Linked DNA regions of Homo sapiens: all the other regions are linked to region 2. The links are chromatin loops, found by intact Hi-C in ENCODE. Cell type or tissue: heart right ventricle. All regions are shown on one strand.

Evidence for each region. A loop is a pair of places that touch in the nucleus more often than their neighbours do. Peaks named below come from ENCODE experiments on the same cell type or tissue, not always from the same donor. Only the 100,000 strongest peaks of a DNase experiment are listed, where the experiment ranks them.
Region 1: it touches region 2 in a loop (9-fold over the local background); 18 of 110 quality-filtered maps call a loop at or near these places.
Region 3: it touches region 2 in a loop (4-fold over the local background); 16 of 110 quality-filtered maps call a loop at or near these places.

The regions. Positions count from the first base shown.
Region 1 is chr19:53,658,402-53,660,901 of GRCh38, reverse strand. The region is part of intron 2 of LOC107985342 (a long non-coding RNA gene); the gene reads right to left. It also overlaps the pseudogene LOC100288093. Among named protein-coding and RNA genes, the nearest start is that of MIR512-1, 7.0 kb to the left of the region's middle. RefSeq lists an enhancer at 1-561. In heart right ventricle, a CTCF peak has its summit at 1,390 (motif pointing left); a DNase peak (open chromatin) is centred at 1,409; H3K27ac peaks cover 2,407 bases.
Region 2 is chr19:53,745,551-53,748,050 of GRCh38, reverse strand. LOC124904765 (a long non-coding RNA gene) reads right to left here. Exons shown (of 6, transcript XR_007067334.1): 3 at 1,645-1,848; 4 at 907-1,145. Among named protein-coding and RNA genes, the nearest start is that of MIR521-1, 1.8 kb to the left of the region's middle. RefSeq lists an enhancer at 251-849 and a silencer at 1,908-2,120. In heart right ventricle, a CTCF peak has its summit at 1,548 (motif pointing right); a DNase peak (open chromatin) is centred at 1,570.
Region 3 is chr19:53,502,760-53,505,259 of GRCh38, reverse strand. It overlaps a transcript of ZNF331 not described here and the pseudogene VN1R103P. Among named protein-coding and RNA genes, the nearest start is that of ZNF331, 34 kb to the left of the region's middle. RefSeq lists a silencer at 92-317. In heart right ventricle, CTCF peaks have their summits at 744 and 944; no DNase peak of the experiment used is centred here; H3K4me3 peaks cover 1,417 bases; H3K27ac peaks cover 1,366 bases; H3K27me3 peaks cover 590 bases.

The sequences.
Region 1 (2,500 bases), 87 kb after region 2:
GGGACTACACCATGCGTCTGTAATTTTTTTATTTTTTGTAGAGACGGGGGCAGGGGGGAGGGGTCTCACTATGTTGCCCAGGCTGGTCTTAAACTCCTGGGCTCAAGTGATCCGCCTGCCTTGGCCTCCCAAAATGTTGGGATTACAGGCGTGAATCACCTGAGCTCACCTCAGCTTTAATACTGAATATTAAGCTCCTTGAGAAGTTGGATGTATCCATTTTGTCCACCAAGGCATCCTGATACTTAAAAGGATTCCATGTGTGTTTTCAGTTCTGGGTTTAGAATGTCTTCATCTACATGAGGAAAACCACCTCCACTTCCTGTATTTGTCTCAAAAGTCACCTTTGATTTGGTGATTCCTCAGAAAGTTAAATATCACTTCAGTTAAGTTTAGGGGGGAAAAAGTTAAACACAGAATTACAGAATGATCTACTGGGCGCGGAGGCTCATGCCTGTCATCCCAGCACTTTGAGAGGCTGTGGCGGGCGGATCACGGGGTCAGGAGTTCAAGACCAGCCTGGCCAACATAGTGAAACCCCGTCTGTACTAAAAATACAAAAAATAAAAAAAAAATTAGCAGGTTGTGGTGGCAGGCACCTGTAATCCCAGCTCCTCACTGCAGGAGAGTCGTTTGAGCCCAGGAGGCGGAGGTTGCAGTGAGCCAAGATCACACCATTGCACTCCAGCCTGGGAGTGAGACTCTATCCCACCCCCAGCAAAAAAAAAAAAAAAAAAAAGGAGGAATTGCAGAATGATCTAGCAATGTCACCCCGGGTATATCCAAAAGAAGTGAAACAGGGTCTTTTTTTTTTTTTTTTTAACTTAGGGCTACCTCGTCTCTCCAGTAAAAAGCAGGGTTTGGGCCAGCGTGGTCGCTCATGCCAGTAATTCCAACACTTTAGGAGGCCAAGGCGGGTGGATCACCTGAGGTCAGGAGTTCAAGACCAGCCTGGCCAACATGGTGAAACCCTATCTCTACTAAAAATACAAAAATTAGCCGGGCATGGTGGCACGCGCCTGTAATCCCAGCTCTTCAGGAGGCTGAGGCAGGAGAATTGCTTGAACCTGGGAGGCGGAGGTTGCAGTGAGCCGAGATCACGCCACTGCACTCCAGCCTGGGTGACAGAGCAAGACTCTGTCTCCAAAAAAAGTTTGATTTGGTACTATCACGGAGATCATAATTTAAAAAAAATTATATATATATATATATATATATATATATATATATATATATATATGTATACGCACAATTACAAATAAATAAATAAATAATAAAGTTTGACTTTTTCCCCAACTGACATTTGACTTCATATAATTCAGTTCCATTTAAATGACTTCAGAAGCTTCTAGGCTGTGGAAAGGGGCTCCCTCTCCTGGTTAAGATCTGCCAGCTCTTACAAGTTCCTTTTCAGGTCTACAAACCACTCCGCCCTTGTGCAGCCGTCACAGCCCTCCCTGCTTATCTCAAGACAGACTCTAGGTTAACTGGTGAATAGAGCTTTACTGAGCTATGTGCAGAGAAAACACGGAAGATTACAGCACAAAAAGAAACAACGGAAGCCTGAATATCAGACGTCATTGTTCAGAAATTCTTCAGGTTTAATGCATTCTCTGGGGTCTCACAGACTGTCCTTTGGTCCTTTTCTGTCTTTTTTTTTTCCTTAAATACTCTCCTATCCAGCCTCTCTCATCTTGTAGCCCCATCCGTACCCGCTGTGATGGTAGGACCCATTATTTCCTGAGCAAGTCTGATCTACCTCTTCTGAAGATTCCAGATCTCAAACAACTGCCATCTCTGGATCTCAGTCCCTTTTGCGTTGGAACAATCTTTCCACACCAGAGGGGATCCCTTTTTAGGTTACTATGCCCAACAGTTCTCACTTTATCTTCAATTCTCCATTCTAGGCTATGTTTTGGAAATTGTCTTTCATAGCTATAAGACAGAGAAAGGCTATGCAAAACTACATAACATGGCTACATAATATCAACATTTATTTATTTACTTACTTTTTTTTTTTTTAAACAGAGTCTCACTCTGTCACCCAAGCTGGAGTGCAATGGCACAATTTCAGCTCACTGCAACCTCCGCCTCCCGGGTTCAAGCGATTCTCCTGCCTCAGCCTCCTGAGTAGCTGGGACCACAGGCGCCCGCCACCATACCTGGCTAATTTTTTTATATTTTTAGTAGAGACGGGGTTTCGCCATGTTGGCTAGGCTGGTCTCGAACTGACCTCTGGTGATTCGCCAGCCTTGGCCTCCCAAAGTGCTGCGATTACAGGCGTGAGCCACCGCACCCAGCCATGGAGAGGCACTTGCCATAAACAAGACCAAACCCATGTTAACACAGAGAAAGCGCCAAAAACCTCCAGAGAAAAGAACAGAGGGAAACAGGCCAGATCGGACCTTAGGGAGCTGCTAGTTCAAGATCTGCATAAAATGAGAAGTGGCTGCTGAATTTGATTCAGAGTCAATGCAATGCCCCTTCCTCCTGATTCAGT
Region 2 (2,500 bases):
ACCTCATCTGTACAAAAAATGCAAAAGTTAGCCAGGTGTGGGGGTGCATGCCTGGAGACAGGTATTCAGGAGGCTGACATGGGAGGTGGAGGTTGCGGTGAGCTGAGATCACACCACTGCACTACAGCCTGGGCAACAGAGTGAGACTGTCTCAACAACAAACAAATAAATCAATTAAAAAAATGCAAAAATTAGCCGGGCGTGGTGGCACATGCCTGTAACCCTGCTCGGGAGGCTGAGGCCAGAGAATTGCTTGAACCCAGGAGACAGAGATTGCAGTGAGCCAAGTTCCTGCCACTGAACTCCAGCCAGGGTAACAGAGTGAGACTCTGTTTCAAAAAGAGGACCACTTGAGCCCAAGAGATCTAGGTTGGATGTGCCACTGCACTCCAGCCTGGGCAACAGAGACACCCTGTCTCAGATAAAAAACAAAACAAAAACAAAACCCCACCATCATCCACGTCTGACCATAAGCATGCTCTGCAAATGTATTACCAAGATCAGCGTCAACTTCAATGCTGCTTTTCTCAAACCGTAACCCTCTGAAAGAAAGCACTTTCTGGGCGGGCGTGGTGGCTCACGCCTGTAATCCCAGCACTTTGGGAGGCCGAGGCGGGTGGATCATGAGGTCAGGAGATCGAGACCATCCTGCCTAACAAGATGAAACCCCGTCTCTACTAAAAATACAAAAAATTAGCCGGGCTTGGTGGCGGGCGCCTGTAGTCCCAGCTACACAGGAGGCTGAGGCAGGAGAATGGCATGAACCCGGGAGGCGGAGCTTGCAGTGAGCCAAGATCACGCCACTGCATTCCAGCCTGGGCGACAGAGCGAGACATTGTCTCAAAAAAAAAAAAAAAAAAAAAAAAGGACTTTCTTTTCTTTAAGACAACAGAAAGTGCTTCTTACCTCTAGATGGCCACAGCCTGAGAGCCTGAGATCTTGCTCCAACACCGTGGATTTTTTGTTGGAATTCTCCTGACCAGGTCAAAATGGGCACCAAAATAAAGATGCATTTATGGGTCCTGTTTGCATGTTTCCTGGAATCCAGAATATAAACCCTTAGAAGGACCATCTCCAGTTCCTTGCTTCAGAGAATCAGCAGGTTAGCCTTGTTTATCATAGCACAATCCTCCTGAGTTTTGTCTCTGGAAAGAAGAAGCAATGCCTACTAGAAATACATTATATTTAACCAAGAGAAACGGGCAGGATTTCTGTGGGTGGCAAGCCACCCAGGTGCCGAGGCAAGAGACCGAAGGCACAAGCTGTTCCGGTATAATAAAGAAACTCACCACAAGCCGTTCCAGTATAACAAAGAAAATATATAGAATAAGACTAGTTATACTAGAAATAGATTATAGATATGATTATATATGAATATTATTAATCATTAGTTTGTAGCATTACTCTTTATTCCAATATTATAATAATCTTTGTTCTACAATCATAACCTAGGGAAAACCAGGCCATACAGAGATAGGAGCTGAAGGGACACGGTGAGAAGCGACCAGAAGACAAGAGCGTGAGCCCTCTGTCATGCCCGGACACGGCCACTAGAGGGCTCCCTGGTCCAGCGGTAACACCAGGGGGAAGGCACCCGTCACTTAGCACAGCGGTAGCGCCAGTGCCTGGGAAGGACCCCCTTACCTTCCCAAACCCGGAGAGGGAGTCTCCCTTTCTCCAGGGGAGTTAGAGAAGACTCTGCTCCACCACCTCTTGTGGAAAGCCTGACATCAGTCAAGCCCGCCCGCAGCCGTCTGGTGGCCTAAACGTCTCCCTGTGATGCTGTGCTTCAGCGGTCACGCTCCTGGTCCACTTTCACGTTCCGCTCTGCACACCTGGCTCCGCCTTCTAGATAACGGTAGCAGAATAAGTGAAAGTATTAAAGTCTTTGATCTCTCCGAGAAATACATAGAAGAAATAATGACGTAAGCTGTCCCCAATCTCTCTCCGCCTAAGCTACCAAATAGGGAAGGGGCCCCCTGTCCGGTGGACACGTGACTCGCGTCATCTTACCTATCATTAGAGAAGACTCACACTTCTTACCCTGCCCTTTTGCCTCGTATACAATAAATAACGGCGCGGCCACGCATTCGGGGCCACTACCGGTCTCCACGTCTTGGTGGTAGTGGTCCCCCAGGCCCAGCTGCCTTTTCTTCTCTCTCTTTGTCTTGTGTCTTTATTTCTACAATCTCTCCTATCTGCTCACGAAGAGAAAAACCCACAGGCCCAGTAGGGCTGGACCCTACAGATCTCTAGAGAACAGCAGTGGATTTTGAGCCAAGTGTTCACTCGAGTTCCAGCACAGGGACACACAGTCCCGATGGGAGCATCCAAAACGGAATCTACGATGGTGAAGAATATACATTGTCGCACACACAAACATTCTCCAGGATAGACCACAGGCTGGGCGGTAAAAACTCCTCAATAAAATTTGAATAGAAATACACAAGTATGGCTGGGGTGCGGTGGCTCACACCTCTAATCCCAGCACTTTAGGGGC
Region 3 (2,500 bases), 240 kb after region 2:
GTCTTCCTCCCAAAAACCTCTAAGCTGATTCCACTCTTTCCACAGACCTGCTGTAGTGCGGTGTGGGTGGAGGGAGGGATCAGAAGGTACAGAAAAAAAAGACTGCTCCCTCCTGGCAAGCACAGCACTAACAAGCCTCGTGTGCTTACAGTTTATGACAGCCTGTTGGCCGCTGTCAGCTCAACCCCATGAACTCAGCATCAGCTTCGGGGACTCTTCGTCCTTTCCTGCTCCTGCCAGGAGGAGAATGAGCAACAAATAAATCACATTCGGACAGTTCATTTCAATCCTCCCTCTCACACAACAGCCCCATTCCAGGGTTAGAGAGTGGAGGAATTTTACTCTCATTTCACTCCAGTTTGGGTGAGAGAATTTGCTGCTTGTTCCAGAAAGCCGTTTTCTGTCCGCTAACCACACCGGTGAAGAACCTTTCTACCTTCCTCTTACACAAAGTCACATCTGTCCCAGCATCACCAAACCTATCAGAAATTGCAAAAGGTTTTAAATTTTAACCTTACTTGCAAGCCAACAAGTAAGATTGTCAGTTTATGGATGTTGACTGAGGGCATGAGATTTCTGGATCTGAGAAAATATATATTTTACTATTCATCACGAAAATGACAGCAAGAACTTCGCATCTGCGCACATTCCCCCCGTCTACTCCGAGGGACACAGAGATGAGGCACGTGTGTTTGTGCACCGTCACTTTCTTATAACGTTTACGTTTCAGTGTCTTCCTCCCGAAAACCTCTAAGCTGATTCCACTTTTTCCACAGAGCTGCTCCAGGGCGGTGTGGGTGGAGGGGGGATCAGGAGGTACAGAATAAAACAGTGGCCCCTGCTGGCAAGCACAGCACTAACAAGCCTCGTTTCATAACCGTGTTTATGGGTCTCTAGAGATCAATGAAGAAACATAAACATTGTACAAACATGTCCAATTCACATATTTCTGATAAGATTAGGGGGTTTTGTGTTACTTATCTAAGCAAAGCAAAGCTTGGATACACAGGAGTCCCCACTCATGAGAAGAAAGGGGCTGACAGCTGGGAAACCTGCACTGATCATTGCAGAGATGTTCACCACCAGCTGACTGGGATTATTCAAAAGAGCCAAACAAACTTGAAAGGTGAAGAGAGAGTGTAAAAGGACACAAACGTGCTCACCAGGAGGATGGTTTTGGTAGCTCCGGACTCAGGGGAGGATGTGGGGGAGACGCTGGTCCTATGAATGTGCTGGACCCGCCGCTTGTGCCTGTGCAGGATGCAAACGATGGAGCTGCTGCCCCAGAGCATGAGCCCCAGGCAGATCACATCAGGGAAGGACAGCAGTGCCGCGTCAGCGACTCTCTGGTGTCCTCGTGATCAGCAGCAGAACAGTATCCCAGATCTTTTGTCTTTGTGGTATTTTTGTTGCTCCACTTGCCGGTCACGTGCATGAGAACAATGATATTGACCAGGGAGGAGCCAGCTGAGGAACACACAGGAGCCAGCGTGCTTGGGGGCGTTCCCTTTAAGCTCTGCCCACCTGAGCTCCTGGGGCTGATGGTGATGGCCTGGGAGACACTCAGGAGGCAGGTGCTGCCAATGGACACTCCCCTGACAACTCTGTGGACACAAAAAAGAAATTTACATCCAGAATCACTCCGGAAATGCCTAAACCCAAAAGCTGCCATTGTCTGTGGGACTCCTCTAGGGAGGAGGAATACGGTGTTGGCTACAATTAGGTGTCTGATCATCAAATCTGTGGACCTTAACCTGCACCCAGTGATGTAAAAGGACAGATAATGGTAAATAAGAGAGAAATCCCCAGGATTCCAAGTACAGTCTGCGATAAGAAGATCGTTCCCATGGCCACATCCCAGCAGCCATTCTGTCAGTTCCCACAGGCTGCTACTTATCTTCAGAGACACAGGATCCTGCAGGGAACGTGATGCATGAGCGACATTTAAAAGGCAGCTGGTACTTGGTGGGGGCTGAGGTAGGAGGATCCCTTGAGCCCAGGAGATTGAGGCTGCAGCGAGCCGAGATCCCGCCACTGCACACCAGGCTGGATGACAAAGTGAGACCCTGTCTCAAAACATAAAAAATAAAAATAAAAAATAAAGTCAGCTGAAATGCAATAGAAATACTTAATAAAGTTACTTTCTAGTATGAAGAGTTTGCCATATTTGGATGTGTCCCATTTTAAGTGTATTTGCAATGAATTGCTCTTTGCTATGAAGAACAGACATGTATTCACCTCCATATTCTTCATAATCTATGAGCCAGGTACCACCATTATAAAGACAAAGAGGACTCAAGCACAGAGAGGTGACATGATTTGTGTAAATTCACACCGTGTTTGGAGTAGAATAGGGACTGATCTTGTCTGGGCTGATTTCAGAGTGCATTAACCACCATGCTCTACTGTCAAAGCCAGTTAGCGGGGTTCTTCCAATAATGAACATACATATTTAATTTTTTTTTTTTTTTTTTTTTTTTTTGAGGCGGAGTCTCGCTGT